Linked DNA regions of Homo sapiens: region 1 is linked to region 2. A link is an interaction called in ENCODE POLR2A ChIA-PET data of the cell type or tissue named here. Cell type or tissue: PC-9. All regions are shown on one strand.

The links. ChIA-PET counts read pairs that join two places held together with the same protein. Peaks named below come from ENCODE experiments on the same cell type or tissue, not always from the same donor. Only the 100,000 strongest peaks of a DNase experiment are listed, where the experiment ranks them.
Region 1: POLR2A ChIA-PET joins it to region 2 with 36 read pairs; 2 of 35 experiments call an interaction of 5 or more read pairs at or near these places.

Annotation. Positions count from the first base shown.
Region 1 is chr2:127,090,849-127,098,848 of GRCh38, forward strand. The region is part of intron 1 of BIN1 (bridging integrator 1); the gene reads right to left. Among named protein-coding and RNA genes, the nearest start is that of BIN1, 12 kb to the right of the region's middle. RefSeq lists a silencer at 1,298-1,465 and enhancers at 4,549-5,220, 5,314-6,084. In PC-9, no CTCF peak of the experiment used is centred here; DNase peaks (open chromatin) are centred at 2,453, 3,893 and 4,143; H3K4me3 peaks cover 283 bases; H3K27ac peaks cover 2,829 bases.
Region 2 is chr2:127,422,402-127,430,401 of GRCh38, forward strand. It overlaps PROC (protein C, inactivator of coagulation factors Va and VIIIa), which reads left to right. Exons shown (of 9, transcript NM_000312.4): 4 at 516-540; 5 at 633-770; 6 at 873-1,007; 7 at 3,684-3,826; 8 at 4,704-4,821; 9 at 5,956-6,841. The coding sequence ends at 6,545. It overlaps MIR4783 (microRNA 4783), which reads right to left and starts at 1,217; the gene lies at 1,136-1,217. LOC105373608 (a long non-coding RNA gene) reads right to left here. Exons shown (of 2, transcript XR_007087228.1): 2 at 2,299-5,863. RefSeq lists enhancers at 85-883, 884-1,680. In PC-9, a CTCF peak has its summit at 1,763; a DNase peak (open chromatin) is centred at 1,290; H3K4me3 peaks cover 1,483 bases.

The DNA of each region.
Region 1 (8,000 bases), 330 kb before region 2:
TGCCTCCCTAGCAATGCCAGGCTATGCTGGCCCTTCACATCACCTCCTCCAGGCAGCCTTCCCCGACTCCACTCCAGGCACAGGAGCTGACTTGTTCTTCTGGATGCCTTCAGGTTCTTACACGTCTGTTCCTGTCTGAGAAGCTCAACCTATACATGCAACCAGGCTATTCATTCCTTAATCAAAGTCCTCGGTTTCTATATCCATGACACTGGAACTAGTAAATGGTGCCTACGGGAGGTATGTGTTTATCTCAAACACATCATTGGTATTACTTCAAACAGTATTGTTGTCATTTCTGCTATTCAAAGGAGTGAATGCCCAGAGTCAGCTTTAGATAGCGCCCACCCAGAAGTGCCCACTGAGGCACCAACAGGCACCCCACGCAGCACAGTACTGAGGAGGCTGCCCTCACCCCAGCCCCGGGGCATTCTCAGGCCTTCCTCTACCCAGTGCTGTTCTAGGGGCTTCCCTGCCTCACCCTGGCCTGTCCAGCATGCCCTGCCCCTCCACACAAGTGTGAGTGCTGTTCTCAGCCACAGGGGCTCCCCATCTTTGCCGATGCAGAAACAAAAGCCAAGGCTGGCAGGTTCTGAGTCCCAGAGAAGAGGAGAATGGACCTACTTCGAGTCCAAGGCTGATTCCACTGTATTTGGCCCCAGAAGTAGGAAATCAAGGCTGGAGGAAAGTTGGGAAGGAACCAGAAGGGGACGAGGTGTTTGATCAACAGGTATTCAGATCAAGAATAAGGGTTGGCTGACCGGGCGTGGTGGTTCATGCCTATAATCCCAGCACTTTGGGAGGCCAAGGTGGGAGGATTGCTTGAGGCCAGGAGTTCAAGACCAGCCTGGGCAATGTAAGGAGACCCCATTTCTACAAAAAAAAAATTTTTTTTTTAATTAGCCAGGTGTGGTGGCATACACCTGTGGTCCCAGATACCCGGGAGGCTGAAGCAGGAGAATCGCTTGAGCCCAGGAGTTGGAGGCTGCAGCAAGCTATGATTGTGCCATTACACTCAGCCTGGGTAACAGAGCAAGACCCTGTCTCAGAAAAACAACAAAAGAATAGGGGCTGGTGGGTGGGGGGAATGGAACGGAGAGCCAGAGGGGACAAGAACATGCGGAGGGAGTCACGTGGCTACCCCTGCCCTACCCCATGGCCCCTACCTTTGGCCCTGCCCCTAGCCTTGCCCCTTCCCCAGGCTCTTGGCCCAGCTCTCCGCCTGGCCCCTACCCCACATACCACCCTCCACCACACCCCTACACCCACCTCTACCCCCTGTCCCTGCCCCTGCCCCAGGCCCTGGCAGGTGGAATGAATGTTCAGGGGAGCAGAGGGGCTCCGGGCTTCCTCCCCCTAACCCTGCCCGTCCTGTGCTGTGTGGTAAGGAGGAGTGGAATGACATAAATGTGAAGGGCTAGAGGGACATGGATGTGGGGGACAAATGCACTGCCCCTCCCCACCCGATTAAGGATGTCAGCACACAGTGGGACAGAAGTGGACATAGCCCAGCCCCACCCTAATGGGCTGTGTGACTTCAGCAGGTGCCATCCCTCCCTGGGCATAATCCAGGTCCCACTAACCTTAGAGGGAGGTAACAGGAGCAACAGGGCCCACAGAGGCTGACCGCTGCTCAGCTGGCTGCCCCGTGTGGGAGGCAGTGCTGCTGACTAAAGGCCCCAAACACCTGCCCGCAGTCCCTAGCACCACCAGGCTCAGCCCTGAGGCCAGCCACCAGCTCAGGGGCATGCTGCAGGGGGCAGCAAGGGCCTCCCACTGACCCGCAGCCCCGGGCAAGTCACCAGCCTTCCAGAGGATCCACCCTGCAGTCCCAGTCATCATCTAGAAAGGTCCCCAGAGTGTGCCCAGGTTCCTTCACTAACACATCCAGTCCTCCTCCAAAGCTCCCGGGGAAGGGCCAACACAGTGCAGTGCACTTGGGAAGGGGAGGCAGGGACCCCATGAAGGAGAGAGGACAGAGGTCCCAGAAGCCACAGCCCACGCCTGCACCCCCTGTGCCCGAAAGGAAGAGGAGCTCCTCCTGCACTGTCCCCTCCTCCCCAAGGGCTCTCTCCATCAAGAGCAGCACAGTTCAACAGTAAGGGGCTGAGCAGACAGACAGAGGGGCCAATCCCTCTAAAAAAAAAAAAAAATCCCAGGAGGGAGCCAAAGGAGTGGGGCACAGCCTGGGGGCCCCCCCACAGATGCCAGGTCAGCCCCCAGCCACCCCCACGCTAGGGCTGTCCACAGAGAGAGGGGTCAGGGAGGGAGGGCGGAAGGGGAAGTGGGGGCTTACAGTATCACCTGGAGCCTGGCCCCCACAAGGCCCTGTCGGGGCTCAGAACACAGCACCCCAAAGTGTGGTGCTGTGGCTCACTGCAGACTCTGAACAAAGGGCATGTGAAAGGCCTCAGAGGTAAGCTCTCTGTGACCTTCTCCTGCCCTTCTGTCTCTCTCCCCTCTTTTTCCCTGCCCAGGTGAGTCATCAAAACTGGAATTTTTCTTTCCCAAGGTGAAGCATAAAGACCAAAACCCCTTTTCCCCAAAGCCAGCCATGAAACCCAGATAGTTCACTCTCTCCCACTCCCTTCACCCCTGAAGACCCTCATTCCACAGGGGTCCTGCGCTGTATGTGGGAGGAAGCCACACAACACAGAGAGGCCGGAAAGAAGCCGAGCCGACAAGCCTTGCTGGGTTCCCCCTCGGACTATCACCATTAGGTCACACCCGTTGTCCCATCATATGTCTACACGGCTGTCCATTCCTCACCAACTTATGTCTGAAAACAGACAGTTCTCTCTGGTCCTTGCATCTTCATCGTTGAAGGCTCCCGTGTCATGTAAAACATTGATTAAAGAAATGTGATGCTTTGCTCTTGGAAACCTGTCTTTCGTTAGAGCGGTGTCAGCTGTGGCCCTTATGATGGGTGAGAACGATACCACACGTTTCCGCCCCTGCCGCTCTCTCTGGACAATCCCCTCCCCTTCCTTCCTTCCCAAGGCCTCAAGCCCTACCATCTGGATCCTGAGCTAGGCCTGGACTCCCTGGACTCCTCCAGTGCTGGGGGCCCCAGGCCTAAACTCAGACAGGACGGCCCTAGAGGATACACACGGAGGGCATGGGTGCAGCTAGACACCCCCCACTGGCCTAAGGCCCTGCTCCCTGCCCTGGAGCAGGGCTGGTCCACGAGCCGGCACCCCGACCTTCAGGGTCCTCGTGTGTGAAATGGAGACACCTGTTCTCCCGTTTAATCCTCATGACAACCCTCCCACACAGGATACTATCCCACCTCACAAAAGGGGACACTGAAACTTGGAGGGGGAGTAACTTGTCCAAGGTCAAAGCACTGAGGAAGAGCAGAGCTAGGATTTGAACCTGGGGCTCTGAGACTTGAAAATCATATTCTTTCCACCTTGCTGCATTGTGTAAGGTGCTTTGCAAAGCCTTATACAAAGGCTTTTATCCTCCGAAGCCTCACATGCCAATTCACTTGGCACTGTGTGCCTACTATGTGCCAGAAGCCAGGAACACAGGCACGATGGGTCTAGCCTCCCCCTTCAGGATTGAGACCAGCAAACAGGGTTTGCTGTTAGCCCGTTTTATGGAAGTCAAAAGGAGATGAGGAGGGAGAGCAGGAGCAGGAACCTGGGGGGGTCCCGCTGCCTGCTAGCCAGGAGGCCAGTGCAACCTGGGAGCTCCGGTCCCTCTGTCTCTCCCCGCATGGCTCAGGCACACAGTCTAAGCACTGGAGTGGCGCGGAGCCGACTGCAGACTATGGGGAAGGCCTCCCTAGTCTCTCGCAGTGCAGCAGGCAGGGTGACCCGCAAGTGCAGTGGCACAAAGCCGGACGCTGGCATCAGGTTCTGTCCTTGCTGTGATCAGGGCTCCCACAGTGCTGACTCAGCTCCCCCCGCCCAGCCCTGCAGCCCACACCCATTCCTCAGGGAGGCTTCTGAAGTTGGCCCCAGGCCAGAACAGCCCAGGATCAACAGACCCTGCCCACCAGCCCCCGGGTGGTGCTGCCCCGAATGCCCTCAGGAAAGGACCCCCTCAATTGGGGAGGTTGACCCCCTCAACCATGGGGCCTCCTCCAGGCCCATGGTTCACCAGACCAGGAGAACAGGGTGGGCGGGTCAACTCGGGGAAGGCGGTGACATTCCAGCTCAGCCAGGCTGCCTTCCAGGACAGGCTGCTTCACTGAGTCCTTGCAGGGAGAGGGGACACAAATAAATAAACTCCTGGCTTGGTTTATATTTCAGAAAAAGAACAAGATTTGGGTCCTGTCCCAGGTTCAGCAAATGCATCCAATTAATTGTGGATTCTGTTTCTCAGTTTAGAACAAGAGTCAGCTCATTCCTCGTCCTGGAGTCCCCTCCCAAGCCACTAACATCCCCCAGGATCCCTGCAACTCTTTCTTTGTGGGAGGTGGGAGGTATGCTTCTCAGGAGCACAGTCAGGCCAGCTTCATTCAAATCTGATCCTCCTAGGTCCCTGGATTCCTGTCGGTACCCAGGTCCCCTGCACCATGCCTCCCTGGCGGGGTCACTGGTGGATCCCGGAGTATGGAAATCCCAAGGTGAAGGGCCTGGCTCTGTGGGTTCACCTTCCCTTTGGTGTGCCAGCCTCCTGGAGCCACCCAGGGGCCCCACTCCCACCCCCAAACATATGCCAGGTGTTCCCCAACAAAGGCAGCCCCCACACTGATTTTCATTTGAAGACAATGAAGACATCTGCACCTTAACAGTCCCTTCCAAGCTCTTCTTACCACCTCCTTCCCACTCCCTGGACTCAGGGATGGGGGTGGCAGCACCTGGGAAAGGCCAACTTGGGGCCAAGTCTGAGGCCCAAGAGGAAGGGAATCCCAGAGTTTCTCCAGCCTCTGTTCTCATCTGCCAGATGGGGCCATGGTTTGGTCCCACCTACCTCACAGGGCACAGAGAGAAACAAATGGAAAGCGGCGGGTGTGATGGTTCTTAGTAAATTACATAATGCAACAGAGGTGCAATGGCTCTGCCCCCCTGAACCTTCCAGACCCAGCCGGACCCAGCAGGAACTCAGCTGCTGCCATTCTCACTTACAGGAGTCGGGAGTTCACCTTGTTTTGCTGAGAGAGGAGTCTCCCACTTCCCGGTCCCCAGGTGGGTACACTGAGGCTTGGTGGCCCACCTGGAGCCTGTGGTCTTCCGCTACATAGCAGGTTCCTCCAGTGAGCAAGTGAGTGAATGAATAAATGATGCCAGACCCTCACCTCCACCCCCAGCCCTGTGCCCCTCATCTGGCCCCCTCCAGCCTCGGCCCCACCTGCAATCTTTCGCCCTCTCCTCCCCATTCTATCAGGGTCTAAGTCAAAGGAGAGCTGACTTCTGTCCTGGGAAGGTGAGACCATCAGCTCCCAATTTAGCTTTTTCAGCCTCTACAGGTGGTGGGGAGAGAATGGCAGGGAAGCTCACTGAAGTTCACTTTCAAGAAACCTGTCATAAGCACAGACAACAAACTCAAAACACGAAAGCCAGAATGACGCCCGTGGGCTGTCATGAGATGCTCCCTGGGAAAGAGCGTTTGCATCACCCACCAGGGAGGGCAGAGCTGCGTGCTTCCCTCACACATCCTCCCAGACCCTCCAACAAGCCATAGGCAAGTGACTTGCCCAGCGCCACACAGCGGGGGAGCAGCCCCAAGGGGATGAATTCCTTCCTCCCTATGTCCTAACTTTCCTCTTCCCCTTTCTCTCATTCGGTGTCTCCCCTCCCTTTGCCCATCTGCCTGTGGTCCCAGGGTCCAGCTCCGAGCTCCATCCACCCCATCACCTGCATCTGGCCCCTGACACATAATTAGACAGCTCATACCACTTCAGGCCAGAGAAAAAAGGGGAGCTGCCATGGGCCAAATGGATAGGAGGCCAAAGACCCTCAAGGGGTCTTTCCCACCCAGGCCTCTCTGTGCCAGAAGGGCCCCTGCTTGCCCTGGACTCAGGCATCTTGGCCTCAGCCCCAGAGAGATGGTGAGCTGAGCAAAGGTCCAAAGAAAGTAGCAGCAGCTGTTGGAAAAAAGGGCTGGGCTGGCAAAGGCTCTCCTGGCACCCACTCCTGCCAGCCCTGTGGTTCCAACAAAGCTTCTCCAGCCACAGGCCTGGTGGAAACCCCTCGCTGCCAGACACTGCCCCCATCTCCATCCACACAACAGAGACTGAGGCATTATTCACGTTACCGTGCCCACTCCCCACTCGGGGGTCTGTCCTGGAGCCAGGGGTCCCCACAGCTGGCAGGACCACTCCTCTGAGGCCCCTCCCTAGCTCTGACCCAGCTCTGCAACAAAAGGACCCCTATGGCCATCCCAGTCAACGGCCTGGCCACACAGGGCCGTGCATACAGGGGCGCCCTAAAAAGGGTGAGCGGATCCACTGATAGACCTCCCAGCCGCCAGCTCTCCAGGCCCAGCAGCGTCAGCCCTCCAGGCCCAGCAGTGTCATCCCTCCAGGCCCAGGAGCGTCACCCCTCCAGGCCCAGCAGCGTCACTCCTCCAGGCCCAGCAGCGTCAGCCCTCCAGGCCCAGCAGCGTCACCCCTCCAGGCCCAGCAGCGTCAGCCCTCCTGGTGTCACCCTGGGCTGTGCAGCAGGTGGAGAAGCAGGCATGCATGGGACAGGGCAGGTACAGGATGTTTTCCACCTGCCCTTCCAGCGACAGGTGTCACCTGGCCCCTGTGTCCCCAGCCCTAACAGGGGTGGACTCCAGGCCCAAGCCCTGCCCCAGACCCTGGGCATGGCTGGATTCTAATCTGGCCCAGGCCACTCCTTCTGGAGACTCCAGGCTCATCCCCTCACCCGCAACCCAGGACAATTAAGATACAGTCCTTGGCTGAGGCCAGACCAGGAGACAGAAGAAAGGTTCAGGCAACACGTGGGGAGGGAAGCTGAAGAGCCCAGGGCAGGGCCCGCCTCACCCAAGGGCCCTGGGCTACAGCCCAGGCCCAGCCTCTGCCCATCTCCTCAAACTCAGGCCCTGAATGGGCCCTGACAAGCACTGTTCCCGCTGCCATCCAAGCATCTCTCCCCACACTACCACCTGCCTCCTTTGCCCTCTGAACTTGGCTCAGGTTCTGAGGAGGCTTCCCTGACTGCTGGGGCCTGAGGGAAAGCCCCTCAGGCTCCAGTGCCCTCCCCAACCCACAGTCCTGGGATGAGTGCTGTGTGCAAGGCTGGGAGCTCCTGAGAGCAGGCACCCACAGTGGGCAGGTCACAGATGACAGAATGACTTAGGGTGTAAATGCGAAGCCATCGCTGCCTCTACCCAGGTGATCTGCAGGCTCCTCGGGGGACTTCATTCAGAGTAAGAAGTTGACCCACAAAACAAGGACCATATTTCAGGAGCCAGCGGGGATGCCCCAGGGGCTCTGAGGATGGGGAGGCCTGCAGGGAACGGAAGGCCTGAGCTCCACAGACCCTGGTAGTGATAAATCCTTCCCCCGCCCCCAACCCAGTCCTGTGGCGGCTGCTGCAGCCACCCACTCACTCCCCGTAACAATCCGGGCTCAGCCACCAGACACTGCGGCCTTCACACAGCAGAGGGGAGATGTCTGCAGACTGGAGGCAGCAGTGGGGGCTGGGCATAGTATGGAGTCATGAATGCCCACTCCCAGGGGCACCACAGGACAGTCCTCAGTGCCCCAAGGCCACTGTGGCCCCAGGCTCCAAGGCCCAACCACCCCACCCCCACGCCCCATGCTGTTGCTGTGACCCCAATCCCACCCCACCTGCTGTCGCACTTGGGATCTAGGTCACAACGGGGGCCGAAGGTGCAGGCCCGGGAAGCAGAGGGAAGAGGCTTTGCAAAAAGCCAGCAAAATGTGTCCAAGGGCAGCAGCTCTCACAGTGATGTCTGGGTCCAGCAAATCACACTGAACCCCCAGCCAGCACTGCCCAGTACTGCTGTCACCTGAAAGCTTTCTCTTATAGGACAGGCCCCTGCAGAGGACCGAGGCCAAGCCCTATTTGGCATCTGGC
Region 2 (8,000 bases):
CAACGTGGGCTGGGTGGTCCTGGACCAGCAGCAGCCGCCGCAGCAGCAACCCTGGTACCTGGTTAGGAACGCAGACCCTCTGCCCCCATCCTCCCAACTCTGAAAAACACTGGCTTAGGGAAAGGCGCGATGCTCAGGGGTCCCCCAAAGCCCGCAGGCAGAGGGAGTGATGGGACTGGAAGGAGGCCGAGTGACTTGGTGAGGGATTCGGGTCCCTTGCATGCCAGAGGCTGCTGTGGGAGCAGACAGTCGCGAGAGCAGCACTGCAGCTGCATGGGGAGAGGGTGTTGCTCCAGGGACGTGGGATGGAGGCTGGGCGCGGGCGGGTGGCGCTGGAGGGCGGGGGAGGGGCAGGGAGCACCAGCTCCTAGCAGCCAACGACCATCGGGCGTCGATCCCTGTTTGTCTGGAAGCCCTCCCCTCCCCTGCCCGCTCACCCGCTGCCCTGCCCCACCCGGGCGCGCCCCCTCCGCACACCGGCTGCAGGAGCCTGACGCTGCCCGCTCTCTCCGCAGCTGGCCTTCTGGTCCAAGCACGTCGGTGAGTGCGTTCTAGATCCCCGGCTGGACTACCGGCGCCCGCGCCCCTCGGGATCTCTGGCCGCTGACCCCCTACCCCGCCTTGTGTCGCAGACGGTGACCAGTGCTTGGTCTTGCCCTTGGAGCACCCGTGCGCCAGCCTGTGCTGCGGGCACGGCACGTGCATCGACGGCATCGGCAGCTTCAGCTGCGACTGCCGCAGCGGCTGGGAGGGCCGCTTCTGCCAGCGCGGTGAGGGGGAGAGGTGGATGCTGGCGGGCGGCGGGGCGGGGCTGGGGCCGGGTTGGGGGCGCGGCACCAGCACCAGCTGCCCGCGCCCTCCCCTGCCCGCAGAGGTGAGCTTCCTCAATTGCTCGCTGGACAACGGCGGCTGCACGCATTACTGCCTAGAGGAGGTGGGCTGGCGGCGCTGTAGCTGTGCGCCTGGCTACAAGCTGGGGGACGACCTCCTGCAGTGTCACCCCGCAGGTGAGAAGCCCCCAATACATCGCCCAGGAATCACGCTGGGTGCAGGGTGGGCAGGCCCCCTGACGGGGCGCGGCGCGGGGGGCTCAGGAGGGTTTCTAGGGAGGGAGCGAGGAACAGAGTTGAGCCTTGGGGCAGCGGCAGACGCGCCCCAACACCGGGGCCACTGTTAGCGCAATCAGCCCGGGAGCTGGGCGCGCCCTCCGCTTTCCCTGCTTCCTTTCTTCCTGGCGTCCCCGCCTTCCTCCGGGCGCCCCCTGCGCACCTGGGGCCACCTCCTGGAGCGCAAGCCCAGTGGTGGCTCCGCTCCCCAGTCTGAGCGTATCTGGGGCGAGGCGTGCAGCGTCCTCCTCCATGTAGCCTGGCTGCGTTTTTCTCTGACGTTGTCCGGCGTGCATCGCATTTCCCTCTTTACCCCCTTGCTTCCTTGAGGAGAGAACAGAATCCCGATTCTGCCTTCTTCTATATTTTCCTTTTTATGCATTTTAATCAAATTTATATATGTATGAAACTTTAAAAATCAGAGTTTTACAACTTTTACATTTCAGCATGCTGTTCCTTGGCATGGGTCCTTTTTTCATTCATTTTCATTAAAAGGTGGACCCTTTTAATGTGGAAATTCCTATCTTCTGCCTCTAGGGACATTTATCACTTATTTCTTCTACAATCTCCCCTTTACTTCCTCTATTTTCTCTTTCTGGACCTCCCATTATTCAGACCTCTTTCCTCTAGTTTTATTGTCTCTTCTATTTCCCATCTCTTTGACTTTGTGTTTTCTTTCAGGGAACTTTCTTTTTTTTCTTTTTTTTTGAGATGGAGTTTCACTCTTGTTGTCCCAGGCTGGAGTGCAATGACGTGATCTCAGCTCACCACAACCTCCGCCTCCTGGATTCAAGCGATTCTCCTGCCGCAGCCTCCCGAGTAGCTGGGATTACAGGCATGCGCCACCACGCCCAGCTAATTTTGTGTTTTTAGTAGAGAAGGGGTTTCTCCGTGTTGGTCAAGCTGGTCTTGAACTCCTGACCTCAGGTGATCCACCTGCCTTGGCCTCCTAAAGTGCTGGGATTACAGGCGTGAGCCACCGCGCCCAGCCTCTTTCAGGGAACTTTCTACAACTTTATAATTCAATTCTTCTGCAGAAAAAAATTTTTGGCCAGGCTCAGTAGCTCAGACCAATAATTCCAGCACTTTGAGAGGCTGAGGTGGGAGGATTGCTTGAGCTTGGGAGTTTGAGACTAGCCTGGGCAACACAGTGAGACCCTGTCTCTATTTTTAAAAAAAGTAAAAAAAGATCTAAAAATTTAACTTTTTATTTTGAAATAATTAGATATTTCCAGGAAGCTGCAAAGAAATGCCTGGTGGGCCTGTTGGCCTGTGGGTTTCCTGCAAGGCCTTGGGAAGGCCCTGTCATTGGCAGAACCCCAGATCGTGAGGGCTTTCCTTTTAGGCTGCTTTCTAAGAGGACTCCTCCAAGCTCTTGGAGGATGGAAGACGCTCACCCATGGTGTTCGGCCCCTCAGAGCAGGGTGGGGCAGGGGAGCTGGTGCCTGTGCAGGCTGTGGACATTTGCATGACTCCCTGTGGTCAGCTAAGAGCACCACTCCTTCCTGAAGCGGGGCCTGAAGTCCCTAGTCAGAGCCTCTGGTTCACCTTCTGCAGGCAGGGAGAGGGGAGTCAAGTCAGTGAGGAGGGCTTTCGCAGTTTCTCTTACAAACTCTCAACATGCCCTCCCACCTGCACTGCCTTCCTGGAAGCCCCACAGCCTCCTATGGTTCCGTGGTCCAGTCCTTCAGCTTCTGGGCGCCCCCATCACGGGCTGAGATTTTTGCTTTCCAGTCTGCCAAGTCAGTTACTGTGTCCATCCATCTGCTGTCAGCTTCTGGAATTGTTGCTGTTGTGCCCTTTCCATTCTTTTGTTATGATGCAGCTCCCCTGCTGACGACGTCCCATTGCTCTTTTAAGTCTAGATATCTGGACTGGGCATTCAAGGCCCATTTTGAGCAGAGTCGGGCCGACCTTTCAGCCCTCAGTTCTCCATGGAGTATGCGCTCTCTTCTTGGCAGGGAGGCCTCACAAACATGCCATGCCTATTGTAGGAGCTCTCCAAGAATGCTCACCTCCTTCTCCCTGTAATTCCTTTCCTCTGTGAGGAGCTCAGCAGCATCCCATTATGAGACCTTACTAATCCCAGGGATCACCCCCAACAGCCCTGGGGTACAATGAGCTTTTAAGAAGTTTAACCACCTATGTAAGGAGACACAGGCAGTGGGCGATGCTGCCTGGCCTGACTCTTGCCATTGGGTGGTACTGTTTGTTGACTGACTGACTGACTGACTGGAGGGGGTTTGTAATTTGTATCTCAGGGATTACCCCCAACAGCCCTGGGGTACAATGAGCCTTCAAGAAGTTTAACAACCTATGTAAGGACACACAGCCAGTGGGTGATGCTGCCTGGTCTGACTCTTACCATTCAGTGGCACTGTTTGTTGACTGACTGACTGACTGACTGGCTGACTGGAGGGGGTTCATAGCTAATATTAATGGAGTGGTCTAAGTATCATTGGTTCCTTGAACCCTGCACTGTGGCAAAGTGGCCCACAGGCTGGAGGAGGACCAAGACAGGAGGGCAGTCTCGGGAGGAGTGCCTGGCAGGCCCCTCACCACCTCTGCCTACCTCAGTGAAGTTCCCTTGTGGGAGGCCCTGGAAGCGGATGGAGAAGAAGCGCAGTCACCTGAAACGAGACACAGAAGACCAAGAAGACCAAGTAGATCCGCGGCTCATTGATGGGAAGATGACCAGGCGGGGAGACAGCCCCTGGCAGGTGGGAGGCGAGGCAGCACCGGCTGCTCACGTGCTGGGTCCGGGATCACTGAGTCCATCCTGGCAGCTATGCTCAGGGTGCAGAAACCGAGAGGGAAGCGCTGCCATTGCGTTTGGGGGATGATGAAGGTGGGGGATGCTTCAGGGAAAGATGGACGCAACCTGAGGGGAGAGGAGCAGCCAGGGTGGGTGAGGGGAGGGGCATGGGGGCATGGAGGGGTCTGCAGGAGGGAGGGTTACAGTTTCTAAAAAGAGCTGGAAAGACACTGCTCTGCTGGCGGGATTTTAGGCAGAAGCCCTGCTGATGGGAGAGGGCTAGGAGGGAGGGCCGGGCCTGAGTACCCCTCCAGCCTCCACATGGGAACTGACACTTACTGGGTTCCCCTCTCTGCCAGGCATGGGGGAGATAGGAACCAACAAGTGGGAGTATTTGCCCTGGGGACTCAGACTCTGCAAGGGTCAGGACCCCAAAGACCCGGCAGCCCAGTGGGACCACAGCCAGGACGGCCCTTCAAGATAGGGGCTGAGGGAGGCCCAAGGGGAACATCCAGGCAGCCTGGGGGCCACAAAGTCTTCCTGGAAGACACAAGGCCTGGCCAAGCCTCTAAGGATGAGAGGAGCTCGCTGGGCGATGTTGGGTGTGGCTGAGGGTGACTGAAACAGTATGAACAGTGCAGGAACAGCATGGGCAAAGGCAGGAAGACACCCTGGGACAGGCTGACACTGTAAAATGGGCAAAAATAGAAAACGCCAGAAAGGGCCTAAGCCTATGCCCATATGACCAGGGAACCCAGGAAAGTGCATATGAAACCCAGGTGCCCTGGACTGGAGGCTGTCAGGAGGCAGCCCTGTGATGTCATCATCCCACCCCATTCCAGGTGGTCCTGCTGGACTCAAAGAAGAAGCTGGCCTGCGGGGCAGTGCTCATCCACCCCTCCTGGGTGCTGACAGCGGCCCACTGCATGGATGAGTCCAAGAAGCTCCTTGTCAGGCTTGGTATGGGCTGGAGCCAGGCAGAAGGGGGCTGCCAGAGGCCTGGGTAGGGGGACCAGGCAGGCTGTTCAGGTTTGGGGGACCCCGCTCCCCAGGTGCTTAAGCAAGAGGCTTCTTGAGCTCCACAGAAGGTGTTTGGGGGGAAGAGGCCTATGTGCCCCCACCCTGCCCACCCATGTACACCCAGTATTTTGCAGTAGGGGGTTCTCTGGTGCCCTCTTCGAATCTGGGCACAGGTACCTGCACACACATGTTTGTGAGGGGCTACACAGACCTTCACCTCTCCACTCCCACTCATGAGGAGCAGGCTGTGTGGGCCTCAGCACCCTTGGGTGCAGAGACCAGCAAGGCCTGGCCTCAGGGCTGTGCCTCCCACAGACTGACAGGGATGGAGCTGTACAGAGGGAGCCCTAGCATCTGCCAAAGCCACAAGCTGCTTCCCTAGCAGGCTGGGGGCACCTATGCATTGGCCCCGATCTATGGCAATTTCTGGAGGGGGGGTCTGGCTCAACTCTTTATGCCAAAAAGAAGGCAAAGCATATTGAGAAAGGCCAAATTCACATTTCCTACAGCATAATCTATGGCCAGTGGCCCCCCGTGGGGCTTGGCTTAGAATTCCCAGGTGCTCTTCCCAGGGAACCATCAGTCTGGACTGAGAGGACCTTCTCTCTCAGGTGGGACCCGGCCCTGTCCTCCCTGGCAGTGCCGTGTTCTGGGGGTCCTCCTCTCTGGGTCTCACTGCCCCTGGGGTCTCTCCAGCTACCTTTGCTCCACGTTCCTTTGTGGCTCTGGTCTGTGTCTGGGGTTTCCAGGGGTCTCGGGCTTCCCTGCTGCCCATTCCTTCTCTGGTCTCACGGCTCCGTGACTCCTGAAAACCAACCAGCATCCTACCTCTTTGGGATTGACACCTGTTGGCCACTCCTTCTGGCAGGAAAAGTCACCGTTGATAGGGTTCCACGGCATAGACAGGTGGCTCCGCGCCAGTGCCTGGGACGTGTGGGTGCACAGTCTCCGGGTGAACCTTCTTCAGGCCCTCTGCCCAGGCCTGCAGGGGCACAGCAGTGGGTGGGCCTCAGGAAAGTGCCACTGGGGAGAGGCTCCCCGCAGCCCACTCTGACTGTGCCCTCTGCCCTGCAGGAGAGTATGACCTGCGGCGCTGGGAGAAGTGGGAGCTGGACCTGGACATCAAGGAGGTCTTCGTCCACCCCAACTACAGCAAGAGCACCACCGACAATGACATCGCACTGCTGCACCTGGCCCAGCCCGCCACCCTCTCGCAGACCATAGTGCCCATCTGCCTCCCGGACAGCGGCCTTGCAGAGCGCGAGCTCAATCAGGCCGGCCAGGAGACCCTCGTGACGGGCTGGGGCTACCACAGCAGCCGAGAGAAGGAGGCCAAGAGAAACCGCACCTTCGTCCTCAACTTCATCAAGATTCCCGTGGTCCCGCACAATGAGTGCAGCGAGGTCATGAGCAACATGGTGTCTGAGAACATGCTGTGTGCGGGCATCCTCGGGGACCGGCAGGATGCCTGCGAGGGCGACAGTGGGGGGCCCATGGTCGCCTCCTTCCACGGCACCTGGTTCCTGGTGGGCCTGGTGAGCTGGGGTGAGGGCTGTGGGCTCCTTCACAACTACGGCGTTTACACCAAAGTCAGCCGCTACCTCGACTGGATCCATGGGCACATCAGAGACAAGGAAGCCCCCCAGAAGAGCTGGGCACCTTAGCGACCCTCCCTGCAGGGCTGGGCTTTTGCATGGCAATGGATGGGACATTAAAGGGACATGTAACAAGCACACCGGCCTGCTGTTCTGTCCTTCCATCCCTCTTTTGGGCTCTTCTGGAGGGAAGTAACATTTACTGAGCACCTGTTGTATGTCACATGCCTTATGAATAGAATCTTAACTCCTAGAGCAACTCTGTGGGGTGGGGAGGAGCAGATCCAAGTTTTGCGGGGTCTAAAGCTGTGTGTGTTGAGGGGGATACTCTGTTTATGAAAAAGAATAAAAAACACAACCACGAAGCCACTAGAGCCTTTTCCAGGGCTTTGGGAAGAGCCTGTGCAAGCCGGGGATGCTGAAGGTGAGGCTTGACCAGCTTTCCAGCTAGCCCAGCTATGAGGTAGACATGTTTAGCTCATATCACAGAGGAGGAAACTGAGGGGTCTGAAAGGTTTACATGGTGGAGCCAGGATTCAAATCTAGGTCTGACTCCAAAACCCAGGTGCTTTTTTCTGTTCTCCACTGTCCTGGAGGACAGCTGTTTCGACGGTGCTCAGTGTGGAGGCCACTATTAGTTCTGTAGGGAAGCAGCCAGAGACCCAGAAAGTGTTGGTTCAGCCCAGAATGAGCTCACAGTGTCGCGGGGGAAGCTGTTTAAGAACAATGTTACACCATCATGAACAGCAGTAAGAAAGAGGCTCTGGCTTAACCTGGCCTGATAGGCCTAATTGAATGAGACAGAAATAAGTCAAGGATGCTCTGATTTGAAATCATGAAGTACCTGATGAAAAGAAATGGTGGTGAGATAAAGCTGAGAAAATTCATCTAAAGCCCAAAATTAGTCTAGCTCTGTGTGTGGCCTCAGGCAAGTCTTTTTCTCCTCTCTGAGTGTGATGGTTAATTTTAGGTGTCGATTTGACTGGATGAAGGGATACCCAGATGGCTGGCGAAGCATGATTTCTGGGTGTGTCTGTGAGATGTTCTGGAGGAGATGGGCCACTGAGTCGGTGGACTATGTGGGGAAGATCCGCCCTCAGTGTGGGCAGGCACCATCCAATCAGCTCGGGACCCAGACAGAATAAAAAGGCAGAGGACAGGTGAATTATCTGTCTCTCCTAGAGCTGGGACACCCTTCTCCTGCCCTTGGACATCAGTTCCAGGTTCTCAGGCCTTTGGACTCTGAGACTTAACACCAGTGGCCCTCCAGATTCTCCAGCCATTAGCCCTGTACTGAGGATCCTGCTATCAGCTTCCCTGGTTCTGAGGCCTTGAGACCTGGACTGAGCCAGGCCGGCTTCCCGGGCTCTCCAGCTGGCAGGTCTGCCATGGGACTCCTCAGCCTCAATGATCACAGAAGCCAAATCCTTAATAAGCCCCTTCTCATCTATCTGTGTCTATATATACATCCTATTAGTTCTGTCTCTGGAGAACCCTGACTAATCCAGGGGACATCAGTAAAAT